2 separate regions of the Homo sapiens genome follow, and region 1 is linked to region 2. Evidence: chromatin contacts called from ENCODE Hi-C or POLR2A ChIA-PET data. All regions are on one chromosome and are shown on one strand. The core of a region is the stretch at or near the end of the contact, and the rest is flanking DNA. Distances in the headings are between cores, read along the strand shown.

Region 1 (5,263 bases), core at 2,561-5,060, 930 kb after region 2:
CAGGGTGGGTTTTTCTAAGAAGCCAACTGAAGAAATAATATAACAGCAATTATTGTGATTAGTTTTATGACAATCTCATGACAAATAATACTTACAGAAACATTTTCTGCTGAGTTGACCGGCATCTCATCCACACTGTGATTGCCATTTGTAATGTCACAGATGCAGTAGTTGCTAACAGAAGGAGGTCTGAATGTGTGGCCACCATCACAATGAATTTCTGGACTGATTCCACAGCCGAATGTGAATGAGGCAAGAGAATGATAGTGTGTGAGTAAAACTACTGCATGTACCAATTCCGCAAGGGACCAGCTGTGCTCTTCAGCTTTTAAAAGTCCCTTAGGGGGAAAAAAAAAAAGAATATATTTTTGTACTGGGGTGTGGTAAAAGTATACAGTTCATTTTAGTATTTAATTTATTGAAAACATGAGTCATCATACAAAGCCTAGCATAAAATTATCATTTGAAACATGTAGAACCCAGAATTTGCTAATTTTTATGAATATGCATTCACAAATAGAACTTAACATAATCTGTTAAGACATTCACTATTATTTTGATTTTCTGAAATATTGACTTAAAATGTAAGAGAATGCATTTTGCTTAAAAGTGGCTGCTGTATTTCAGATGCTGGATTATGAATGAATTACTGTGTTGTTAGTTCAAAATCTCAAAGCAAATGTAATAAATTTGTGTTTAAAAGTAGAAGCTGCTGTGTGAAACGCCTGTGCTTTGTTTATTATAAGGCCTCCTCAAGGAATTTTTAAGATAGTGGCTTGAACAACTTGATTAAATATTCCTAAATCATCAAAAAGTTATATATAACTTCTATAATTCTTCTATTCAATTCTGTGTCACTTCTGCTTCATTATCTATTTTGTAATCTTGTATAATTTTTCCTTACTTGACAATATATAATAGGCATTGTATTAATATATTCAAATCTTGTATCTTCTTGATAATATCTTTAATTATCTAATAGTATCTATTCTATGAAATAGATAAGACCAAAAGATGCATCTCTAAGAATTTATAGTGCATGGTAGACAATTTTAGAGAACATCAATCTACTTTTACTCTATTATCTCTATTAATAAATAGAACCAGAACTAGCTTAACATGGCATTTAAAACGTAACATAAAGATGCATAACAATGAGATGCCACTTCACACTTATCAGAATGGCTGAAATCCAAAACACTGACACCAATGCTGGCCAAGATGTGGGACAACAGGAATGCTGCTTCATTGCTGGTGGGAATGCAAACTGATACTGCCCTTTGGAAGAGTTTTACAGTTTCTTACAAAGGTAAACGTAGGCTTACCGTATTATCCACAAATCGCACACCTAATTATTTATCCAAATGAGGTGAAAACTTTTGTCGACAAAAAACAAGAAACAAAAACCTATACATGAATGTTTACAGCAGCTTTATCCGTAATTGCCCCAAACTGGCAGTAACCAAGATGTCCTTCAATAGGTGAATGGATAAACAAACTATGGCATAACTATACAATAGAGAATTATTCAGTGATAAAAAGAAATGAACTATCAAGTCGTGAAAAAGCATGAAGAAGCCTTAAATGGATGTTGCTAGATGAAAGAAGCCAGTCTGAAAAGCTACATACTTTTGTATGATTCCAGCTGTATGACATTCTGGAAAAGGCAAAACTATATAGAAACAATAAAAAGATGAGTGGTTGCAGGGGTTTAGGGGAAGGGGAAAGGGGGGGAAAGGGATGAACAGGTGGAACCCAGGGCATTTTTAGGGTACTAACTATTCCATATGATATTGTAATGGATGCGTGACATTAGGCATTTGTCAAAATGTGTAGAACGATACAATGCAAAGACTGAACCCTAATGTGAACTATAGAGTTACTAGTAATATATCAATTACAGCAAATGTACCACAGAAATGCTGTAACAGAAGAAAATGTGCATCTGTGGGAAGAGATTCAGGGGGTAGAAAATAGGAACTCTCTGTACTTTCTGTGCGATTTTTCTGTAATCCTAAAACTGCTCTAAAAAAGTCTGAAATGACTCCCAAGATATATTACCCCACTGCTTACCTCAATGTGTTCTTTGGTAATAAGCCAAGGTCTATGGGCTAACACTTTGTTAAGTTCTCCTAAATTCTGTAGTTTTTGAGGAGCATTCTCTAAACCATTGAGCCACTTGGGGTCCCCACCAACATGAAGGAAATCATTTACATGCAGGTTCACTAAGTAGGAGCACTGATGTCTTGCCGCAGCCTTAAAACAAAAAGATTATTCTAATTATAAATATTAAAACCTTGAACTACATATCCTTTTTATTTACAACATGCAAAAGAGCTAATTAAGTTTATTAGTATGTTTTCAAATTTTCCGTAAACTACAGAAATGCAGTTTTTATATAAACATTTTAAAAATTCAAATACTGTAAGAACCTTAGAAATATTCCAAGAACAAACAAAATATCTGATAAAAGTATTTGAACTTTAGACATTTTATCTATATACTTTCAGAACTTCAGATTAAGAAGAAACTTCAATTAAGGTGCCAATCATAAAATAATGGAATATTATTTACATCTTGAACAGGAAGCACCACTTATGTCAATGTGAACTATTTATAATAATGAAACAGAACTTGTGTTCTACTTATTTAATGAAGAATGGTTCTCAGCAATGTATAAATACTTGCTTCTTTTTCTGTTATACTTGAGAGCGTACTTATTTAAAAATAGGAAAAACAGAGACTGTGCAACAGGAATCATATTATATATCATAATCTAAGTATTTATCCCTGTGTTTAAAGCATTAACTGTCTCTTAAAGAGATTAATAAAAATAGGCAAAAACAATTTTTCACTGAATGTTTACAAACCATTATTCCAATGTAGTGACGATAATGTAGGGGTAACGGCCCATCCATTTGCAGTAGATAGTGCTGAGTTTTTAAGAAACTTTCTAAATATTGTGGGTGGAAAACCATCACTAACGTAATGTTATCCAAACGGCCCAAAGCAGCAAAAGAATCTGCAAATAAAGCATGCATCTGTGCGTCTTCACTCCCCACTTGGAGGATCTGTATAAATGAGAAAAACCATGGTTACTGAAATGGTAAATTGGTGTTAAGGGAAGAAAATATACATGCGCTACACTCTAAGTATCATTTAGAAGCAGATTAAATCTGGCTTAAGAAAGAGGGGTTACAAATTTAAACTCAACTGGTTGAAAGATACAGAAGAATAAACAGTTACATATTATATAGTAGGGGATAAACAACAAAGGCTGAACATTAAAGGCCATCTAGATAGGCTGCTTGCAGAGTTGGCCAGAATCCAGATAAAGAAGCAGATTTAGATTATCAAATTTGCAGAGCTTGCAAACAGACACTAAAGCCTTTCTTTACAAAACCGCCTACTCTCACTCAATTTAAGGAGAACTAAAATTAACTAATAGCATACACTTCTTATGAAAATAAAGCATAGATGCTTTTATACATATATAGAATTAAAGATCCAATCTAGCACTGATATCAGCCTGTGGAGACAGTCAAGACTAAGTAACTCAGGTTATGGGCACACCTAAACAACATCTAAATATAAGCAGATGTTGTATCACTGGTCAAAAACAAATCTTGGCTTTACTTGATTAAATATGGGTGTTAAAAACACATCATGAAATACTAGAAATCAACACAAGTACAACAGCTTTTTATTCCCACAGATTCACTGCCAAAGAATGATTAACTGCAACCAACTCTGACTAAAACATGTTGTTGACCAACAGTTCTTCAGATGCCAACATGTGGGTCATGAAAGCTCTTCCTTAAAAGCATACAGTTCACTATGTACTTTCACAAACAACGTACCTCCTTTTCTGGGATGAATCTGCTTGGTCCCTGTCCTAGTGGTCGAGGAATTCTAATGCCAAGTTCCTAGAAAAGAAAATTACACCATCTCAGGCCTTTGGCAGTAAACAAAATGAACTGAGGCTAAAGGAATGGGAGGGAAAAACAACCAGTCGAACAGAGACAGGCTTGTTTTGATGGTTTGTTTTCATGGCTGTATATACATACCAACTCTTCTGTTAGCATTACATAGCTAACAACAGCTTATAATACAACTCTGATTAAAAACAATAAAACCTGTTTCACTAAAACCAGAGTTTTGCATAAAGTACTTGGCAGAAAGTCTAGAACAGAAAGTTCAGCACATAGCAGCCAACCCTGTGGATCATCAGTGATACAAAATAAGACCAGTGTGTTTGTACATCTAAAACTCAACCAACCCAAATATCAATCCCTGTGCATCGTCAGAAAATGAAAAAGCAGTACTTCCACCTAGGTGTCTTAAACTAGAAAAAGTGTAATTATTATTACATCTAAAACAACACCTCACGGTTAGAATGTAAATTTATGAAAAATAAAAACTAAATTCACAAGAGACAGCACTACAGGGCATGTTTTCTCTGCAGTTAAATAATTTTAGAGAAACTCATTTTGTTTGTAAGTTTGCCTTAAATTAAGTTTTTTTTTATTTACAGGATGTCATCAATCTTGCCCATATTATATTTTAGAGAAGCTCAAATAATTGAGAAATAGTTTTCTGACATTTGACACAGTGACTCTAGAATCCTGTACCTTATGTGATGGTGTAGTATGGTTAACAAGAACTGAAAATCTGTTAGGGTTTCCTTTCCCTCCCTCACCCTCCCCATATAGTGTGTTTACAGAAACAAAACTAAAATAATATATTTCAACTTTTTGTTGTTTTGAGGCCTATGTCCTATCTAGTGTCATTTAAAAATTTTTTTTAGAATTTATACAATTAAAGATTAACCCCTTCACTCATATATATTATATATATAATTAAATACTCATATAATTCTACTCTCTCCTTACTGCTTTTAAAGTTCTTCATGATATAAACCAGATATTTTCCTTTTAAAGAAAAAAAGTGGGGATGGGGTGGGGGTGGGTGCACAGAGAGAAGGACATGTGTCAGCAATCCAAGAAATCTGGTCCCAGCAAATGAAAGTCTTTAAAGCAGAACAGGCTTTTAAAAATTAAGCAGGAAGGACAAAAGTGAAGGTAATCTTTATTAGGAGACATCAAGATTCAAAGTAGTTTATATTTGCCAACAGAATTCATAAAATAATATTTAAATAAAATAATCTTATACTGGAGGTTGGTGACTTCTCCCTGGTTAGTCCATCCTTACACTGAAGATAGTAATGCTTTAACATTATACCCTTCATTAGAGGAGGCACTTA
Region 2 (4,798 bases), core at 113-2,612:
TCCTAGTCTAAACTTTATAAAGTACTTAGGAGCAGGAATTGTCTGTTTTTCTTTTTAAAATTAAGTGCCTCACAGCAGCTACCACACACCTAGAGAACCCTTAAGGTATGAAGAATGAAGAGCAGTCTTACAATTTCTTAAAAATTTACCTCCCATTTACTTAGAGGTATTACTATGTGTTGTTTTCTAAAACCTCCTTTTATCCCCATTTTACAGATTAGTAAACAGGCACAGAGAATGTAAGTAACTTGCCCATAGTATACCGCTAATAAGCAGAGTGGAACTGGAGTCCTGGCCGCTAGCTAGCTCCAGACTGTTCACATCACTAAGATGAAGTCACAGGCAATATCTCTTTTAATTCTTCCAACAGCCGCATTAGGCAGATGTTCTTTCCACTTTATAGAGGAGGAAACTAAGGTTCTGAGAAGATAATTAATCCAAGGTTACATAGTTAGAAGTTGGTGGACATGAACATTTCTGGCTACAAAGCTCAAATTTCTAACCACTACCAGTGTCTCCACCCCACTTGTTTCAGAAAAGGATCCTTCCTGGCAACTCCAGGTGAAGATGAGAAGAAGCCGTGGTGGAGTGGGTGGAGGAAGAGCAAGAGGGTTGGGGAATCAGGACCCCCAAGAAAACCAATCACACCTATATGAACCAAAGATGTCCAACAGCATTCTTGGAAGCAAAAACCCAAATCCCAAGCCCCATAATGCCACCCCCTTTTTCTGATGACCCAACTCTACAGACTCAGTCCAACCCCTTTTTCTTACTGTTGGGGAAACTGAGGCCCCCAGCGCTGACCATCATTACACCCTCCTCCTTTCCCAACTCTCCTGAGCCACAGTCCCGGACGTGGTCCTGTACCCACCCCCGCGGCTCGGCTGATGTTGTCCATCTTGCTGACGACCTGTTGGAAGAGGGGGTAGCAGGTCTGACAGAGGCGCACGGGCCGGGCGCTGCGCACCAGACACCCTGTCAGCTCTGCGCTGCTGTTGGCGAAGTCCAGCAGGAGCTCCCGGCACTCAGGATCCAGATCCGGCAGGTCCGGGGGCAGCGACAGAGGCCCCAGCCCTCCACCCTGCAGGAGGGACAGGGACAAGTCCTCCACCTCCAGCAACTGCTGCTCCGACAGGAGGTCGTGGAAGACCCTGTGCGGACTGCTGCCGAAGGGGAGCGCGCCCAGGGCCAGCCCCGACCACAGCAGCAGCCCCAGCGGCAGCCACGGCGGCAACGAACACCTCCGCTGCGCGGCTGTCGGGCCCGGCTCCATCACCGGGCTCACACACCCCAGGGAGCCCACCGCCGCCTCTCCGCCCCCAGCCGGCACCGCGGACAGCCGCCGCTTCCGGTTTCCGCGAGCGCAGGCCGAGAGCCGGGTCACGAGGAGGGCGCGTCACGGCCCCGCCCCCTGCGCGCGGCGCCCCGCCCCATTGGCTGCCGGCTGCCTCCGGGCCGCAGGCCTTCGCGCGTGCGGGAGGGCGCCTACCCTGCGGCCGCGCGCTCTCCAGCCGGCGTTAGGCGCGGGGCGGGGCGGAGTGGTGCATTGGGGTATCCGTAGCCGAGGCTCGCCAGCCGGTGACCACGAGCACCCACCGCTTTGGACAATTGCATCTCGGGGGTCCTGACCCTTGAACGCCCAACCCTCTGGGAGTTCCGGGCGTCCTACAAGTTTCTTACCTCGCTGGACCGACGACGGCCTCCGCTGTGGAAATGGCCGTCGGCTGCGTTCGCAGAGAAACCCCGCTGGCCTGTGCCTCGGCAGATTTTCTGCATGGTGTTCCTTAGCGTAGTTTTTTCCTCATCCCATTTGGAGAGAGTAATAATGCCCGTTGGTTATTATAGGTGGTGGAGACTAGCGGTTTCCAAGCTTTTTGTTTTTGTTTTTAAAAAAACTCTCAACTGTCTGCCTCAGCGTTGTCAGAACTCTGTGAGATGAGGGAAATATTCTACATCTGCGTTATTAAGGCAGCCACTGGCCACATGTGTGGTGTTGAGCCGGCTGAGGAACTGAATTTTTAATTTAATTTAGGGCCGGCGCGGTGGCTCACGCCTGTAATCCCAGCACTTTGGGAGGCCGAGGCAGGCAGATCGCTTGAAGCCAGGAGTTGGAGACCAGCCTCGCCAACATGGCGAAACCCCGTATCTACTAAAAATACAAAAATTAGCCGCTGGGCGTGGTGGCGCAAGCCTGTAGTCCTAGGTTGAGCGGGGAGGATGGCTTGAGCCAGGAGGTCGAGGCTGCAGTGAGCCGAGATCGCGCCACTGTACCCCAGCCTGCACGACAAAGTGAGACTCCATCTCAAAAGTAAAAAGTATTTAACTTAAATGTAAGTAGCCACATCTGTGTAGTGGCAACTGTACTTGACGTAAGTCTGGTCCTACAGTGGCCAACAAGCAGGTTTGCTTGGAACTGAAGGGGTACCAGGGACGCAGCGCGTTCAGTGCTAAAGCCCAGGAAATCCTGGACAAACTGCTCAACTTGAAACTCCTATCCAGTTTCTGACATGCCCGAGGCAATAGCAGGGGACACTCTAAAAAGCGTCCTGATACCGTTGCCAGTCTGTAAAAAGAATTTAAGCTCATAACCTGGAAAACAGTTTTCTGACAAGTATCTGACCAACCAGGTTGGTAGAAAATTATTTCCGGGCTTTGTGTCATCCTGCTTTTCAGGGTTGTAATTTTTGCCTTGTAAATTGCAGAGCTGTTGCACTAAAGTCTACTTAGCTTAGGGTCCTAATTTATGTTTCTGAGGGTTCTTCAAAAACTTTTTTGTTGTTGTTGTGTATTTTGTTTGGTTTGGTTTTGAGACATAGTCTCGCTAGACTGCCCAGGATGGCCTCGAACTCCTAGGTTCAAGGGATCCTCCTGCCTCGGCCTGCCAAACAATTGGACTACAGGCACAGGCTGCTGTGCCCAGCCTGGGGGTTCTTATAGTTACTTTTTACCCCGTCTGTTTGGTTATTGTTTTATGTTCCTAAATTTGCTTGGGATAGCTAAATTTTGTTTCATTTTTGTTACTAAGAAACTGAATAGTAGGAAATTTGATTTGTGTAACAATAAACGTATTTCCAAAAGAGAAAATAAGTTGTCTTAAGTTTTGCAAAAGTCATCATGTAACTCTTAGGTCTTTCTATGTATTAGAATTATCTTTCTTTTAAATTCTTTCAAGCACCATCCTGTGTTGCAGGTGGATGTGTAAATTGTTAACTTCTATGGAAATCAATGTGCAGAACCAACAACCTTGCAAATGCACAAGCTCTTTGATGCAGCAAGTTCACAACCTTGTCATAGACACTTATTCATTACAATATTGTTTGTAGTGGTAAAAGGATGGCTTCAAAAAGCATGTTAAGGGGCCGGGCACGGTGACTCATGCCTGTAATCCCAGCACTTTGGGAGGCCGAGGCGGGCGGATCACCTGAAGTCAGGAGTTCGACACCAGCCTGGCCAACATGGTGAAACCCCGTCTCTACTAAAAATACAAAAATTAGCCGGGCATGGTGATGCATGCCTATAATCCCAGCTACTCAGGAGACTGAGGCAGGAGAATCTCTTGAACCTGGGAGGCAGAGGTTGCAGTAAGCCAGGATCACACCACTGTGCTCCTGCTCAAAAAAAAAAAAAAAAACTTAAGGAAATTACAGACACTTTCCCTCTTCCTTTCCTTTCCATTCCCGGAACAATTCAATCTTAAAGGTCAAGTAGAGCAAGATAGGCATCGGTGCTTGGTAGGAATGGGGTGTCAGAGGCCCAGAGAGAGGTGTCAGAGCATAGGTAAGCTGAAGAGGACAGTGGTGTGAGGGAGGGTGGCAGCATCAGCCTGATGCAGAGTATTGGGTTCTCAGTGGATAAGAAGGGTCTCCATGCAGAGGATTGGGCAGCAGTGACTGGGAGGTTGCTTACATTCAGAAGGATTGATGGAATCAGTAAATATATTAAGAATAATTGGAGTTCAGTTTCAGACTGTCAGAGAAGAAAGTTACAAATATGAAAAGAGAGAAATGAACTCTAATGTTGGATTAAAATTAGAAATAGTGCAAATTCATAGCTTAAAATACATAGTCATCCCTTGATACCAGCAGGGGAATGGTTTCAGGACCCCCCACAGATGCCAAAATCTTCAGATCCTCAAGTCCCTTACATAAAACACCATAGTATTTGCATATAACCTAACACATTTCCTTCCGTATACTCTTTTTCTTTTTTCTTACATGCTATTAAAGCATCCTCTTTATACTTTTAAATCATATCTAGATTACTTATAGTACCTAATACAATATACATGCTATGTAAATAGTGGTTATACTATGTTGGGTTTTTAATTTATATTATTTTTTATTGTTACTTTTTTTCTACTAGGAGATACTACTTTTTTAAAAATTATGGTAAAATATACATAACATAAAAGTTACCATTTTTAATGTACTTTCAGTGGCATGTTACTTTTTATTGTGGTTTTATTTTTCTCTTTTTTTGTAGAGATGGGATCTTCCTGTGTTGCCCAGACTGGTCTCAGACACCTGGGCTCCAGTGATCCTCCCACTTCAGCCTCCCAAAGTCCTGGGATTAGCAGTATGAGCCGCTGTACCCAGCCCTCAAATATTTTAGACCTGCAGTTGGTCGAATCCCAAGATGCAGAACCCATGCATACAGAGGGCCAACTATATATAGTATAGAAATAAATACAGATGTAAATTTATGTGTATACATTTTATATGTGTATGTACATATATGAATATATGGTATATGTATACATATATATGTACTTGTGTGGGTGTACTTCCTCTGGCTTTGT

The links. Hi-C counts contacts between places; a loop is a spot of excess contacts on that map. ChIA-PET counts read pairs that join two places held with the same protein, here RNA polymerase II (POLR2A). Pooled maps may share reads with other maps.
Region 1: a loop to region 2 is called in a map of gastrocnemius medialis, with 4 times the contacts of the local background. The contact joins the enhancer-like site here to the promoter of OSTM1 in region 2. A Hi-C loop is called at or near these places in 1 of 168 maps with a recorded cell type or tissue (gastrocnemius medialis) and 12 of 50 pooled maps. POLR2A ChIA-PET finds 5 or more read pairs at or near these places in 1 of 52 experiments (WTC11).

What each region holds. Positions count from the first base shown.
Region 1 is chr6:108,998,418-109,003,680 of GRCh38, forward strand. It overlaps SESN1 (sestrin 1), which reads right to left. Exons shown (of 10, transcript NM_014454.3): 2 at 3,861-3,926; 3 at 2,871-3,071; 4 at 2,074-2,256; 5 at 96-338. It also overlaps a transcript of ARMC2 not described here. Among named protein-coding and RNA genes, the nearest start is that of ARMC2-AS1, 77 kb to the left of the region's middle. Within about 2 kb of position 3,811, at least 7 of the 41 ENCODE cell types and tissues checked have a DNase peak (open chromatin) inside an H3K27ac peak, as active enhancers do; they include gastrocnemius medialis, where a contact is called at or near this core.
Region 2 is chr6:108,073,379-108,078,176 of GRCh38, forward strand. OSTM1 (osteoclastogenesis associated transmembrane protein 1) reads right to left here and starts at 1,363. Exons shown (of 6, transcript NM_014028.4): 1 at 872-1,363. The coding sequence starts at 1,273. RefSeq lists a silencer at 1,134-1,573.